2 separate regions of the Homo sapiens genome follow, and region 2 is linked to region 1. Evidence: chromatin loops called from intact Hi-C (ENCODE). Cell type or tissue: prostate gland. All regions are shown on one strand. Links, peaks and the distances in the headings refer to the core of each region. The heading gives the core; the rest is flanking DNA. Region 1 overlaps PARVB (parvin beta). Region 2 has its middle 48 kb from the start of SHISAL1.

What was found. Peaks named below come from ENCODE experiments on the same cell type or tissue, not always from the same donor. Only the 100,000 strongest peaks of a DNase experiment are listed, where the experiment ranks them.
Region 2: it touches region 1 in a loop (2.5-fold over the local background); 4 of 110 quality-filtered maps call a loop at or near these places.

The regions. Positions count from the first base shown.
Region 1 is chr22:44,077,460-44,084,035 of GRCh38, forward strand. The region is part of intron 1 of PARVB (parvin beta); the gene reads left to right. Among named protein-coding and RNA genes, the nearest start is that of PARVB, 56 kb to the left of the region's middle. In prostate gland, for the core only: a CTCF peak has its summit at 3,901 (motif pointing right); a DNase peak (open chromatin) is centred at 3,912.
Region 2 is chr22:44,357,563-44,364,138 of GRCh38, forward strand. No RefSeq gene overlaps it. Among named protein-coding and RNA genes, the nearest start is that of SHISAL1, 48 kb to the left of the region's middle. In prostate gland, for the core only: a CTCF peak has its summit at 3,196; DNase peaks (open chromatin) are centred at 3,276 and 3,659; H3K27ac peaks cover 469 bases.

The DNA of each region.
Region 1 (6,576 bases), core at 2,731-5,230:
GTTGGGGGCCAGACTCCAGTGTGCCTTTTAGGGGAGATACAGTGCAATACACAGCACACAGTGAGGTCTTCCAGATCCCCAGACCTATCTTCTTCCAGACCGCCAGACAACACCGATAAGGGTGAAGTTGGCTTACGAGTCCTGGCCAGGATGTGACGGGGAGTCGCCAGGTGGGTGCCGGGGAGGTGGGAAGCTCTGCAGGGGATTGGAGAACCACACGTCATTGCCCACATGTGACTTTAAACCTTAGCAATGATATTGGAGGGGGATAGTTACTCTTTTTTTTTCTTCTGAGACAGTGTCTCATTCTGTCATCCAGGCTGGTGTGCAATGGTTCTAGCGATTCTCCTGCCTCAGCCTCCCGAGTAGCTGGTATTACAGGCACCTACCATGACACTCGGCTAATTTTTGTGTTTTTAGTTGAGACGGGTTTTCACCATGTTGGCCAGGCTGGTTTCGAACTCCTGACCTCAAGTGATCCGCCCACCTCAGCCTCCCGAAGTGCTGGGATTGTAGGCAGGGGATATTACTCTTTACAGCTAGGGAAACAGTTGGGCTTGGTGACATGATAGAGACACCAGGTCCCTTGAGGACAGGGGGCCATTTGCAGAGCCGTGTGGTGGAAGGAGCCTGAATTTGGAGCCCCAAGCTCACAGCGTGGGTCCTTGTCACATGTCCTGTGAGCTCTGTTTGCATCCTTAGCTCAGGCAAGCTACTGTGTTGAACTGGCTGGACACAGTGTGTCTGTCTCTCCCTCTTCCAGAGAAGTCCTCACTTAAGGTTGTGTCACTGTTTTTACTGATGTTGGAATTGGCACTTGGAGATGTGAACTTTCCCAAGGCCACACACCCAGATGAGTGGTTAGACCCGGACCTGCCTAACTCCAGCATATCTTTTTCAGGGGGACACAATTAAATCCACAGCATGGACTGAGTTCCCCTCTTCTCTGCCACCATCCTGACCTTTTCCTGGCCAGGGTTACCATGTCGGGGCAGGCATGGGGGAAGTGGTAAGGGAGGTATCTGGACCTAGTAAAAGGCTCTGGTCCTCCTGCTTCCTCTTGTAAGGACCCTGTCAATCACATCGGGCCCCCTGAATAACCAGGCTAATCTCCCACCCCAAGGTCCTTACCTAATCACATCTACAAAGTCCCCCTCTTGCCATGTGAAGTCACAGGTTCCTGGGACTTGATGTGAACATCTTTGCAGGGACCATGATCCAGCCTTCCATAGAGGCAGTGACAGATGGAGTAGAATATAGGTCCTTTGAGTATTTATTTATTTAAGATGGAGTCTCACTCTGTCGCCCAGGCTGGAGTGCAATGGCGAGATCTCAGCTCACTGCAGCCTCTGACTCCTGGGTTCAAGCGATTCTCCTGCCTCAGCCTCCCAAGTAACTAGGATTACAGGCGCAGACCACCAAGTGCAGCTAATTTTTTTGTATTTTTAATAGAGATGAGGTTTTACCATGTTGGCCAGGCTGGTCTCAAACTCTTGACCTAAGGTGATCCACCCGCCTCGGCCTCCCAAAGTGCTGGGATAACAGGCGTGAGCCACCGCGCCCGGCCCCTGTGAGTTTTTACAAGAGACACTGCAGTAGAGAGAATGGTAGAGTCCTCAAACCCTGATTCAGTCGTTCATGAATTCACTGAGCACTCAACGTTTCCCGCAATGTGTGTCCTCTTCTTTGCCAGCCTGCTGGTGTGCTCCTGGTGCTTGGTCCACCATAGATGGGTGTGCTTGGTCCAGGAGGCTGATGGTGCTGACATCTGGGCTGATATTCACCGTTTTTAGTGACTTGAATGACGTCCATGCAGAAGAGCTAGTGCACCATCCTTGTGTTTGAAAATGCCCGGGCTCCAGCCTGAGAACCTGGTAGGCCAGTAATTGGAGGGACAGTAGCAGGATCGAGAAGCCATCTGTGTCACGTGTTCTTGGGGACAAAGAGGAGACACAGGCTCAAGGAACAGCAAGGTTTGTGGGACACAGCTGTGTCTGAAAACGTCAAGCAGTTAGCTCATCCCTGGCTACTTCCTGTGAACCCATTAAATCCCCAGGCTGAGGAGGACAGAGGGTGAGGGAATCTGACCCCTTACTCAGCCCTTTAGCCAGCGGCTGCTGTGCTAAGCCATTCTGAGAAGCCACCGGTGGAGAACTGACTTCAGGTCGTGCTGACTGTGAGGCCATCCAGTTGTTTTTGCACATTGAAAACAATACATTACACTTTGGGAGGCCGAGGTGGGTGGATCACTTGAGGTCAGGAGTTCGAGACCAGCCTGGCCAACATGGTGAAACCCCGTCTCTACTAAACATACAAAAATTAGCCGGGCATGGTGGTGGGCGCCTGTAATCCCAGCTACTTGGGAGGCTGAGGCAGGAGGATCGCTTGAACCCAGGATGTGGTGGTTGAAGTGAGCCGAGATTGTGCCACTGCACTCCAGCCTGGGGGACAGAGCAAGACTCCTTCTCAAAAAAAACATTGTTCCGGATTTGCTAATAAGGAGGCAACCTCCTCAGACCTTGGTGTCACAGGAGAATGGCCCGCGGCAGCCTTAGGGCCAGTTGTGATTTTATCCACAGTGTTGGTCAGATGCGTCCTCTGTGCTTGTTTAATATTCATTCTGCTTGCGTGAACAAAGCCATGTCAGTTTCAGTAACGCTTGTGCCAGGGGGCACCCGGTGTGGAGCAGGGCTCAGTAAAACTGCTGCAAAGAATGTTCCAGGCTTTTTGAAATTACGTGGAGTTGCTGGGGCTCTCTTGAGGCTGTTAATTTACTTAGGGCTGCTGTGACAAAATACCACAAACCCAGTGGTTTAAACCAACACAAATCTATTATTTTACAGTTCTGGAGGTCAGGAGTCCCAACATCAAGGTGGCAGCAGGGCCGGTTCCTTCCGGAGGCTCCAGGGGAGAATCCCATTCCTTGCCTTTTCCAACTTGCAGAGGCACCTGCGTTCCTTAGTGCCTGGCCTCTTCCTCTGTCTTCAAAGCCATCTCCCGATCTTTCTCTGTCTCCTTCGCCACACCTCCTCTGGCTCTGGCCCTCCTGCTTCCTCTTGTAAGGACCCTGTCAATCACATTGGGCCCCCTGCATAATCCAGGCTAATCTCCCACCCCAAGGTCCTTACCTAATCACATCTGCAAACTCCCTCTTGCCATGCAAAGTCACAGTTTCCTGGGACTTGATGTGGACATCTTTGCAGGGACCAAGATCCAGCCTTCCATAGAGACAGTGACAGATGGAGTAGAAAGTACATCCTTTGAGTTTTTACAGGAGACACTGCAGTAGAGAGAATGGTAGAGTCCCGAAACCCTGATTCATTCATTCATGAATTCACCGAGTGTTCACGGAGCACCTGCCTCAGTCCAGGCGTCATGTTGGGAGCAGGGGAGACAGAGCAGGCCATGCATCTGTCCTTTCAGAGCACTGTAGACGCAAATCCTGTAGCACAGATGTGCCTTAGACTAATAGTGCCTCGAAAGGAGAGGAAGGGGAATGGATGCGGGGAGTGGGGAACCTGACCTGCTTTGTGGGGTCATGGAGTGACTCTCCACCTGCCGTCATCCCTCCATCCCTTGTTTGGGGCTGTTCCTCCAAAGGTGCAGTCTCCAGCAGGGGTGTGGGGACCCCTGTGGGCCGTGAAGGCCTTTCTCCTTTTCTGCTGTGGGCATTGCATCTGTTCCTGATGGGTAGAGTTGTCTGTGCCCGGTGGGGCCCAAGGCAGTGCCATGGTGGTTCTTTGAGTATCTCAGGTGGGAACTGAGCTGCCAGCACCAGAGGCCAATGGCTTCCAGCACTCCCCAAATCCACCTGCTTTTGGAAGGGGCCTGTCTCCGAAGCAGGCCGGGTCCTCCTGTTGGGGGAAGCTTTCATGGAGGCATCTGTGTCACTTCTGCAGGGGAGACAGCCGCTAGAGGGCACTGTCCTTCTGGCCTTTCCCACATCCCCGTTTCCATGGCAGGTGCATAGTAAAGCCTTTCTTTTTCTAACGACTTAATGATTTAATCTTCTTATTTTCTCAGCAGACAACGCTTTGGACTTCCCTGGATACATTGGGACGTTACCAGTCACATTAATTAATACGAGTTTCACAACTTGGGAACCAGCGAACGTGCTTCTCCAGACTTAGCTTCTGCACGGCCGTTTCTGCTTTCCTTTATGAAGTGCGTTTCTCTAAGAGCCTGGCAGTCTCATGGGGCTCGTCTGTTGCTGGAAGTGAGCAGCGGGTTCCATTGCCCCCCGCCTCGGTGGGGCTCATTGTGCAGCTTGCTGGCAAGTGGCTGGGCTCGGAGGGGCGGTGACGGTGACACACGCCAGGGGAAAGGTTGGCATCCTCTTCTGAGAATTGTTTCTTTTGGGTTTCACACCCTGCCCCCACCTTCTGCTGCCTCGAGGCTCTTTTCTTCTTATTATTAGCTAATGACAGATTTCATGACCAGTGACTGAAATCATTTGGAAGTACCCCCTGAAAGCCAGCGTGATGGGTTGGAGAAATGTGACAGACGCAGCCTCTGAAAATCACAGAGGCAGAGGCTTGCGTCGAAGGACTTGCTAAGGAATTAGGATGAGAGTGGTCAGGAGGCAGTGGCTGCTGGGCACTGGAGCTGAGGGTGAGGGGCCGAGAAAACGGGAGGCAAATGGGGTAGCTCTTTTTTGGGGCGGGGGAGGCTGGCTTTGGGGATGTGTATCCCACTGTGCACCGCAAGGTGGGGGCACTGGGCGGTAGGTTCCCGTGCTCCGGAAGGGTGGCAATTGAAGGGAGGAATTAAAGAAGTTGGCCAGGTGCGGTGGTTCGTGCCTGTAATCCCAGCACTTTGGGAGGCCGAGGCAGGTGGATCACTTGAAATCAGGAGTTCGAGATCCACCTGGCCAACATAGTGAAACCTCATCTGTACTAAAAATACAAAAATTAGCTGGGTGTGGTGGTGCACACTTGTAATCCCAGCTACTCAGGAGGCTGAGGCAGGAGAATCGCTTGAATCTGGGAGGTGGAGGTTGCAGTGAGCCAAGATCGAGCCACTGCACTCCAGCCTGGGCGACAGAGCAAGAGTCCGTCTCAAAAACAAAAACAAAAACAAAAAACAAAAAACAAAAACTGACTCATGTGGCTTTCAGTCTGAGAAACCAATCAGATCATCATTGTCTCTAAAGAATGTGTCCTCCTTTGTAGACAAGAAGCTCACCGGCCCCTCCATGCCCCGGTTTCTCGCCCAGGTGGGTTAGACGGCCAACCTGACATTTTACCGTGCACCTGGAAGTCTTTCTTCCTGTTCTCCTTCCCACAAAGGATTCATTTTTCTGTGGTTCTAACATTTTCCTGATCACCCCAGGGACAAAGGGGAAGAAAAGACCGTGTTTCTGGGCCAAGGGAATCATCTGTTTAACATGGGCTTCGGAGCTTTTTTTACATTTCTATGTAAGCAACTTTTCGTATTCAGAAGACCCAGTTTCCCTGAGCCAGATGGACTCCTTCCATCTCGGGGTGGTCTGTATTTCAGATTCCTGCAGCAGGTGGCTGGTCGGAATGCACACCCCAGGAGGTGAGGCTGGGGGGATGTTGGCTCCTGGGCTGCTTGTACTAGCAAGTCCCTAATTGCGGAGCGGACTCCTTCCTCCTGAGCCCATCAGCCTCTACGTGGCCACATCAGGGTAATTGGGTTCCTTGTGAAACACGACTGCCAGGCTAATGTAAACCTTAATGGAAACCCTCTTTTTCCACCCAATTAAGTGGCTGGAGGTGGGATGCTGTGTGAGAGCCGTCAGTTCAGTTCCCTGACTTTCTCTTGTAGAAATTATCTATGTAGCTCCATTTGGCCTACATAAGCTTAGCATTTGTGTTCATTCATTCATTCATTCCACAGATATTCAGAGAGCAGTTATCCATGTGCTGGGTTTTATGCAGGATGTGAGGCCATGGTCATGAATGGGACCTGGCCCCTGTGCACTCCTTGCGGGGTCGGGGGGTGCAGGGAGATGAGCACAGTCCACAATCACATGATCGGGGAATAGGGTTTGTCATTGTCATGTGCACGGGGAGCTGTGGAAACCCAGAGGAGGGGCCCGAACTGCACCCAGGGATAGAGGATGTGCAGAGTGTGCTTTCCAGACGGTGGGAAATGGGTGGAGCTAGCTGACCTGAAGTGAAGGGCATTGCAGGTTGTGGGGACAGTCGAGCAGAGGGGCAGAGATATGACCTACAGAAGTGGCCTGGAATGGCCTCATCAGACGATGAGTGTGGAAGCATGGTAACTGCAGCTGTATTGATGAGAGGAGGGGTCTGCTCATTAACAGTCATCGGGTACCACTATGAAGGTTTTGCGTTTTACCCTGGAGCTGGTGGGAGCCATGGGGTGCACTGCAGCAGGGAGTGACCAACGCCAGCTTTGTGTATTGGAAGGATTTCTACATCAGACAGGACTCTCTTGGTTTGCAAAGGACAGAAAACCCAACTCAAAATGGCTTAAAAGCAAAACAGAATTCACTGGTACATTTGACAGAATGGTCTGTGGGGTTGGATGGCCTCAGGTAAGGCTTGATCCAGCACATAGAAGGTGTTGCTAGATCCTAGATTCTGT
Region 2 (6,576 bases), core at 2,250-4,749, 280 kb after region 1:
GTGCCCACACAATACCATGTCTGCCCCAAGGACGCAGCTACATTAAAAGCAATTGCAATGCTGCACGATCAGGGCTCTGAACTCGGGGACTTCGGGGGTCCAGAGGGCACCTGGCCCAGCCTGGAATAAGGTGGCATGTGCAGGAAGGCTTCTTGGAGCACGTGGCTTTTGAAATAAACATAAAAGGAAGAGAATCCAAGCTTCTGGGCTCCCAGCTTATTTGCTGTGTGACCTCGGGCCAGCCCCTTGCCTTCTCTGAGCCTCCTGAAATGAAAAACCAGGAGCAAGAGTTCACAGGCCACCAAGGCCTGCCCCCAGGAGAGACTCAGAGTTGTCACATCAGTTGAGCCTCAGGGTCCCCAGACTGTGCTGTCAAAGCCAGCTGAAGTAAAGATACTGGTTCCCCTGCAAGGGAGTCAGGCGGGTCATGCTTACATTCCAGCCAGCTCCCAAAGCTACATGCGTGAGGATAAGAAAAGAAACTCCAACAAACATCTGAAACATTTCACGGCTCCCTGCCCCGCTGTTCCAGTTGGAGAGAAAACAGAACGCTGAGCCAGTCTCGCTGACGACCCACACGCTGCCGCGGCCGAGCCTGGACCATCCAATGGCATCCTGGTTCTTTTCATTCAATTTAGTCTCTGCGGTTGGCCACCTGCCTGTCCTTTTGAGCACTGAACTCGAGGGATAAATGGGGAAGCTGGAGCTGGGCAGATGTCACCGTTTCTGGGAGTTGCCGCTCGCTCACCACCTGGGATTTTGTTTTCCCCGTTGGAAGACAGAATATCCCAGCAACGTGCAATCCTTCTTTGCTGGCAGGTTTAAGGCCTCTTGTAAACAAGAGCCAAAGAAGGAGAGAGAAACACACTTTTGCCGTGTGCCTGTTCTGAGCCAGGCTCTGTGCGGCGCCTGATATCCTTTCAATCCTCTGTACCTATTTTACGAATAAGAAACGAAGAGGCAGGGAGCTGAGAGAGCCCCCTTGGGAGGTGAAATTATCACTTGGAATGTCAAGCTTGCTCTAAACCAGGACATGGACTGAGATTTCAGGGCTGAGCAGTTTCGGGGGGATGGTTAAGCTGGTGGAGGGCTAAGGGGTATGTGTTAAAGAGAAAAATTGCACCTGACCCGTGTTTAAAAATGGCAAAGAAGACTTTACCAAAGATGATTGTAACAGCGAACAGAGTTTGAACTCAACCTTGAAGACAGGAAGGACAGCTGGAAATTTATGGCCAAGGAGCAGAGTGAGGGGCAGTGGATGGAAAATTACTCAGAAGGACTAGATTTGACATCAAGGGTAGAGGACTTCCTGCTACCCAGGCCCGGTGGGATTCTTGCTAAAGGGACAAGGACTTAACGATCAAGAGTGGGAGAGAGGAACTTGATCTGAGATCAAGGGTGGGGGATTCTCTCCCTGAACTGACTTAGCGGGATTCTTTGCCAGCCAAGGTCAAGGCCTGTGCCAGAAGAGGGCTCAGAGACACCTGGCTAAAGTTTGGTCGAGGACGGCGCTCTGTCACGTGGAGGGGGAGACACTTAGGAGCAGGAGGTTGCGCACCACAGTGTGAATGTCCAAGTCTCCCCAGGGACGTGGCAGGGCTTCGAGGTATCCTAGGAGGTGGTGAGGGGCCGGGACAAATGCCCAGAGCCAGGGGGAGGTGGCGGGGGCACGCTGAGGATCCAGCAGGTACTGGACCCAGAGGTCTGGGGACCCCAGTGTGTGTGACAGACCCGAGGTTCTCAGTCGAAGTTTGGGGTCAGCAGGGGAGGAAAGAGATGCTGAATTAGGTTGGCAGGGTGAGGGCGGCAAAGGGCTCAGTGCTGGGTGTTGCTGAGGCAGTGGCTCAGGCCCCCTTGGTGTCCAGAAGGCATCCTCTGGGTGTCCATCAGGGACAGTACCAGTCCTCCGCTGTAACTGTGTGCACCTTAATGGGAGCCATCTCCCCAGTTTCTTGCTAACAGAACACAGATTTGGTTAGGCGGCAATGTGCCTAGGCCCAGAGGGACCCCAGGATGAGCACCCTGGATGAGGGGTAGACCACACGTGTGGGGACATGCGTGTTACCTGGGCCCCCACCTGCGGTCCAGCAGACCTTGGTGAGGTTGGTGCTTGGGACTCCTCAGCTGCAGAGCTGAGTCCCAGTTCAGCCGCTTCCTGGTGGGGTGAACTCAGCCCTTGCTCAACTCAGCTTCCTAATCCTGAAAACAGGTAGTGAGGACACTTACTCCCCAGAGAGAGTCATGAGGATTTCATGGGCCCAAGCTCGGCCCATGGGGTTAGCGATGATGGCATGCTGCGGGGCTAGCTGGAGAGGAGCCATCCTCCCCATGGGGCTGCATGGGCGTGTGTGCAAAGGGCCAGGGGCAGGCTGGCTGAGGCAGCCTTCAAAGCTATCCGCTGGCCGGGTACAGTGGCTCACACCTGTAATCACAGAACTTTTGGGGGACAAGGAGGGCGGATCACAAGGTCAAGAGATCGAGACTATCCTGGCCAACATGGTGAAACCCCATCTCTATTAAAAATACAAAAAGTAGCTGGGCATGGTGGTGTAAGCCCGTAGTCCCAGCTACTTGGGAAGCTGAGGCAGGAGAATCTCTTGAATCCAGGAGGTTGCAGTGAGCCGAGATCGTGCCACTGCACCCCAGCCTGGCGACAGAAGAAGACTCCGTCGCAAAAAAAAAGCTACCCTGCTTTGCAAAAGCTCTCTCACCTTGGCTCCTGCCAATCCCCTCACTGCCTGCAGGACACAGGCTTCCCCCAAGCCTATTCTCATTCCACAGATGAAGAAACCAAGAAAGCGAGGCTCAGAGAGGCAAAGCAGCCCACTTAAGTCTGGCAGCCGGTGAGGAGTACAATGGAGACGCAAGTGTGGGCCTTGCCCTGCCCCACCCGGGGCTGCAGCAGGGTGGGCTGGGAAGGGATTTCTGAGACTGAGAACGGCGTAGGCAAAGGCTCAGAGGCAGGAAGGGGCCTGGAAACCCAGGGCACGCGAATGTTGGGTAGCATGGTGCCGAGCTGGGAAAGGCGCCTCTGGGGAGAGCAGGTCATGCCCAGACTGTGGCCCAGGGTTTCTGTAAATGGAGCTTCGCACAGTAGGCCCACGGCAGCCAGTGTAATTTGGAGAGAAAATTCCAACCGGATGAAAACAAATGTTCTTTGCTACTGCAGCTCCCTGCCCTGCAGGCCATCTCAGGCTGTTACAGCTGGCGGCCGGCTGGAGACTGCGAGCGGCAAGGAATTCGGAGCCAGGGCCAGGGCAGTGCTTCATTCCAGTGGAAACGTGTGCTAGCTGCGGATTTCTGGGTGGTGTGGTATGGGCTGGAGCCGGCTGGCATGGATGGAGGCACGCAAGGACGTGTGGGGGCTAGATCTGTCCCCCCAGGAATCCCACCAGCTTCCGTCATGACTCAGTTCTGGGACAGCCGAGGGCTTAGGAATTGGCTTGGGCTTTGCAGAGCAGACGTGGAAAGGTCAGCTCCACACTGGCCCAGTGTGGAGGCTGGCAGGGCCCAAACCAGAAAGGAAAAGTGGCCTGGCTCTGGCCTCGGTGATCTTGGTGTTCGGGTGTGTGCCGGCGAGCCTGCCTTCTCATCGGGGGGTGTGTGTGCCCCCAGGGCAAGGACTGTGCCCAAATGTGTCATTGTCGAATTCATCCAACAACTTCCGAACAGCAGTTGTGTGCCAAGCCCAAGCGGGCACTGCGGGTGCCAAGGTAAATAGGTCTCAAGTTCTGTCTCCTCCCAGCTCCTTCCAGCACTGGGCTCCCGACTGGCACCGTCAGGCTCTGGAATGAACCAGGCCTGGGTTCAATTCTGCCTCAGCCCTGACTGTGAGAGCCTGGACAAGTCACTGTCTCCCCTAGACCTGGCTTCCCCTGAGAAGGGCAGGGGTAAGGGTGCTGTCGCAGCAGTTACTGGGGTAGTGATCCTGGAGTCTCGAATAACTCAGGCTCTTTAAATCCTAGAACTCTGATGAATCACCCATGCTATGGGCTCGGTTATGGCCCCCAAAATTCATGTGTTGAAATCCTAACTCCCATACCTCCACATGTGGCTGTACCTGGAGACAGGGCCTTTAAAGAGGTGACTAAGTTAGAATGCAGTCAATGGGGTGGGCCCTAATCCAGTAGGACTGGTTTCCTTATAAGAAGAGGAGACTGGGACACAGACACCCACAGAGGGACAATCAGGTGGCCAAAGACACTGGGAGAAGGTGGCATCTACGCACCAAGGAAGAGAGGCCTCAGGAGGAACCACCCAGCTGGGACCTTGGCCTCCTGAGTGGTGAGAAGATGGCTGTCTGTTGTTGAAGCTGCCCCGTCCATCGGTGCTGCCTTGGTATATGGCAACTCGAGCAAAACACAAGCCGCACTGCAGACCTTCTCAGGCTGGAGTCCCCCTGCAGGGTACCCGCCGTGGGCCCCTGGCTGGCAGTTTTACTGGGGTTCAGTTCTAGAGGAGGCAGGGCTCCCAGCCCCAAGCCTGTCCAAGACGATTCTCTACCCAGAGGATCCCAAATGTTTCTCTCAAAGGAATGCCTTCCACCGTCCCTGACAGAGCACAGCCAGGGGTTAGTTATAGCCAGGGGTTAGTTACAGCCAGGAGTTAGTTACAGCCAGGGGTTAGTTATAGCCAGGGGTTAGTTATAGCCAGGGGTTAGTTACAGCCAGGGGTTAGTTATAGCCAGGGGTTAGTTACAGCCAGGGGTTAGTTATAGCCAGGGGTTAGTTATAGCCAGGGGTTAGTTACAGCCAGGGGTTAGTTATAGCCAGGGGTTAGTTACAGCCAGGGGTTAGTTATAGCCAGGGGTTAGTTACAGCCAGGGGTTAGTTACAGCCAGGGGTTAGTTATAGCCAGGGCCCGGCTTCTGCCTCCAGGGACTGTTCTTAGGGACGCTCTAGTTCCAAAGATACTTTCGGCCGTAGCATCCTGGTTGAAAAACCACATAGAGGAACAAGCAGTTGAGTGAGCCCTGGTGGGTCCATTCAATGGAGTCCAAAGTAGCTTACACCAGTTGGTCTGAAAGTTACACCCAGGGAAATGCAGAAGGTGACCGATGCCTATTGAATGACCCTCCAAGCAGCGCCTGGCTCCAAGAAATGCTTTCTGTAAGTTATCTTGTTTATTTTTCTTCCTAAGGAAGCTAGATATTTTTGTCCCTATTTTACACACAAGACTAAAGAACATCTCAAAGGCAGGGATTTGGTCTCCCTCACTTCCCTTCCCAGCACCCAGGACCCAGCACAAGGCTCCATCCAGTTGACCATAGCAGCAAACATGGGCACCCACTGGCTGTGTGCTGGCCACACCCTGAGCCCTTGACATGGGCTGGCTTATACCATGCTCAATGCCCATGGCAAATACTGTGTCAGACCCATTTCACAGATAAAGAATCTGAAGCCCAGAGGGGCTGTGACTTGTCCAAGGTAAACGCCTAGAACGTGGGGGTGCCAGGAGTCACCCCTGGCACTGCTGGGCTCCTAGCCCAAGTGTGCAGACGCTGGCTATCCTGCCTCTCAGCCCACGGTAGTTGAAGGACTGAATGAGCGAGTGGCCCTGCTACGTCCTGGCTGCGGGGTCTGCAGTAAGTCCCCTAGACCTGCTAAGCCCCAGTGTCCTCATCTGTAAAATGGGCTTCCCCCGCTCCCCACCAGGAGCTGCCTTGTGTTGCTGAGAGAGATGTGGCCTGATTCCAGAGACTCGGCCTCGTTGGGTGGACTGCCGGCTTTGTGGGGGCAGGGAGGGCGGGGAGCATGGGGCCATCTGCAGCCCCTGGTGCCTGACTATGAGTGTCTGATGAAGGACCTCACCCTAGGACTTGGGGCCCTCAAGGCATGGTGACTCACCCCGGCTCCTTCCTTCCTCCATGGCCCTGTGTCACTGGCTTAGGAGCCCCCAGCTCAGCAGCCTGCGTGAGCGAGCCCCAAGTGCTCTCAGACCAGCCCAGGCTCACACCCAGGACATGAGGCCACGACGACCACCTGGCACATCCCTCTGCTCGCCACAGCCCCGGCCCTGATGGCTCCCAGCCCTCTGGAAGGGCCAGCCCGGCTGGATCAGGAACGCCAGTCCGGAGAGTAATGAGGGTTCCCTGTGGAATGAGAGAGACTCCACATGGTTGGCGGCGGCGCCTGGACGGTAGCCAGCACTTTTCCAGGGCATTCCGGGAATCCCGCTCTGGCCCCTTGTCTGACGCACTTTGAGTCAGCACTTGAGCCAGACGGCCGCTCTGGGCTGGCCAAGAGACAGGCCAAGCGTCCCCACAGGAGCGCTAGTTGTGTGAGGGAGCCCAGAGTCCCCTGACTTAAACGGGCCTGGCTCACTGCCCCCATTTCACAGATGAGAACACCAAGGTCCAGAGGCAGGGCAACCTGTCCACCCTGGATACTCCCTGTCAATCATCAGAGTGGCTCCCCTCAGCCCCTGCTCACCCCATCCTCCATCCTGCCGCATTTATAATTGCAGTGGTGGGATCATCCTGACCCCACCTCCCCCTGGGGGGGCTCGCCCTGACCTGAGGAAGGAGGGGCTGGGCCTCAGGCACAGGGAAGAGGCCCTGGGACTGCCACATCCCAG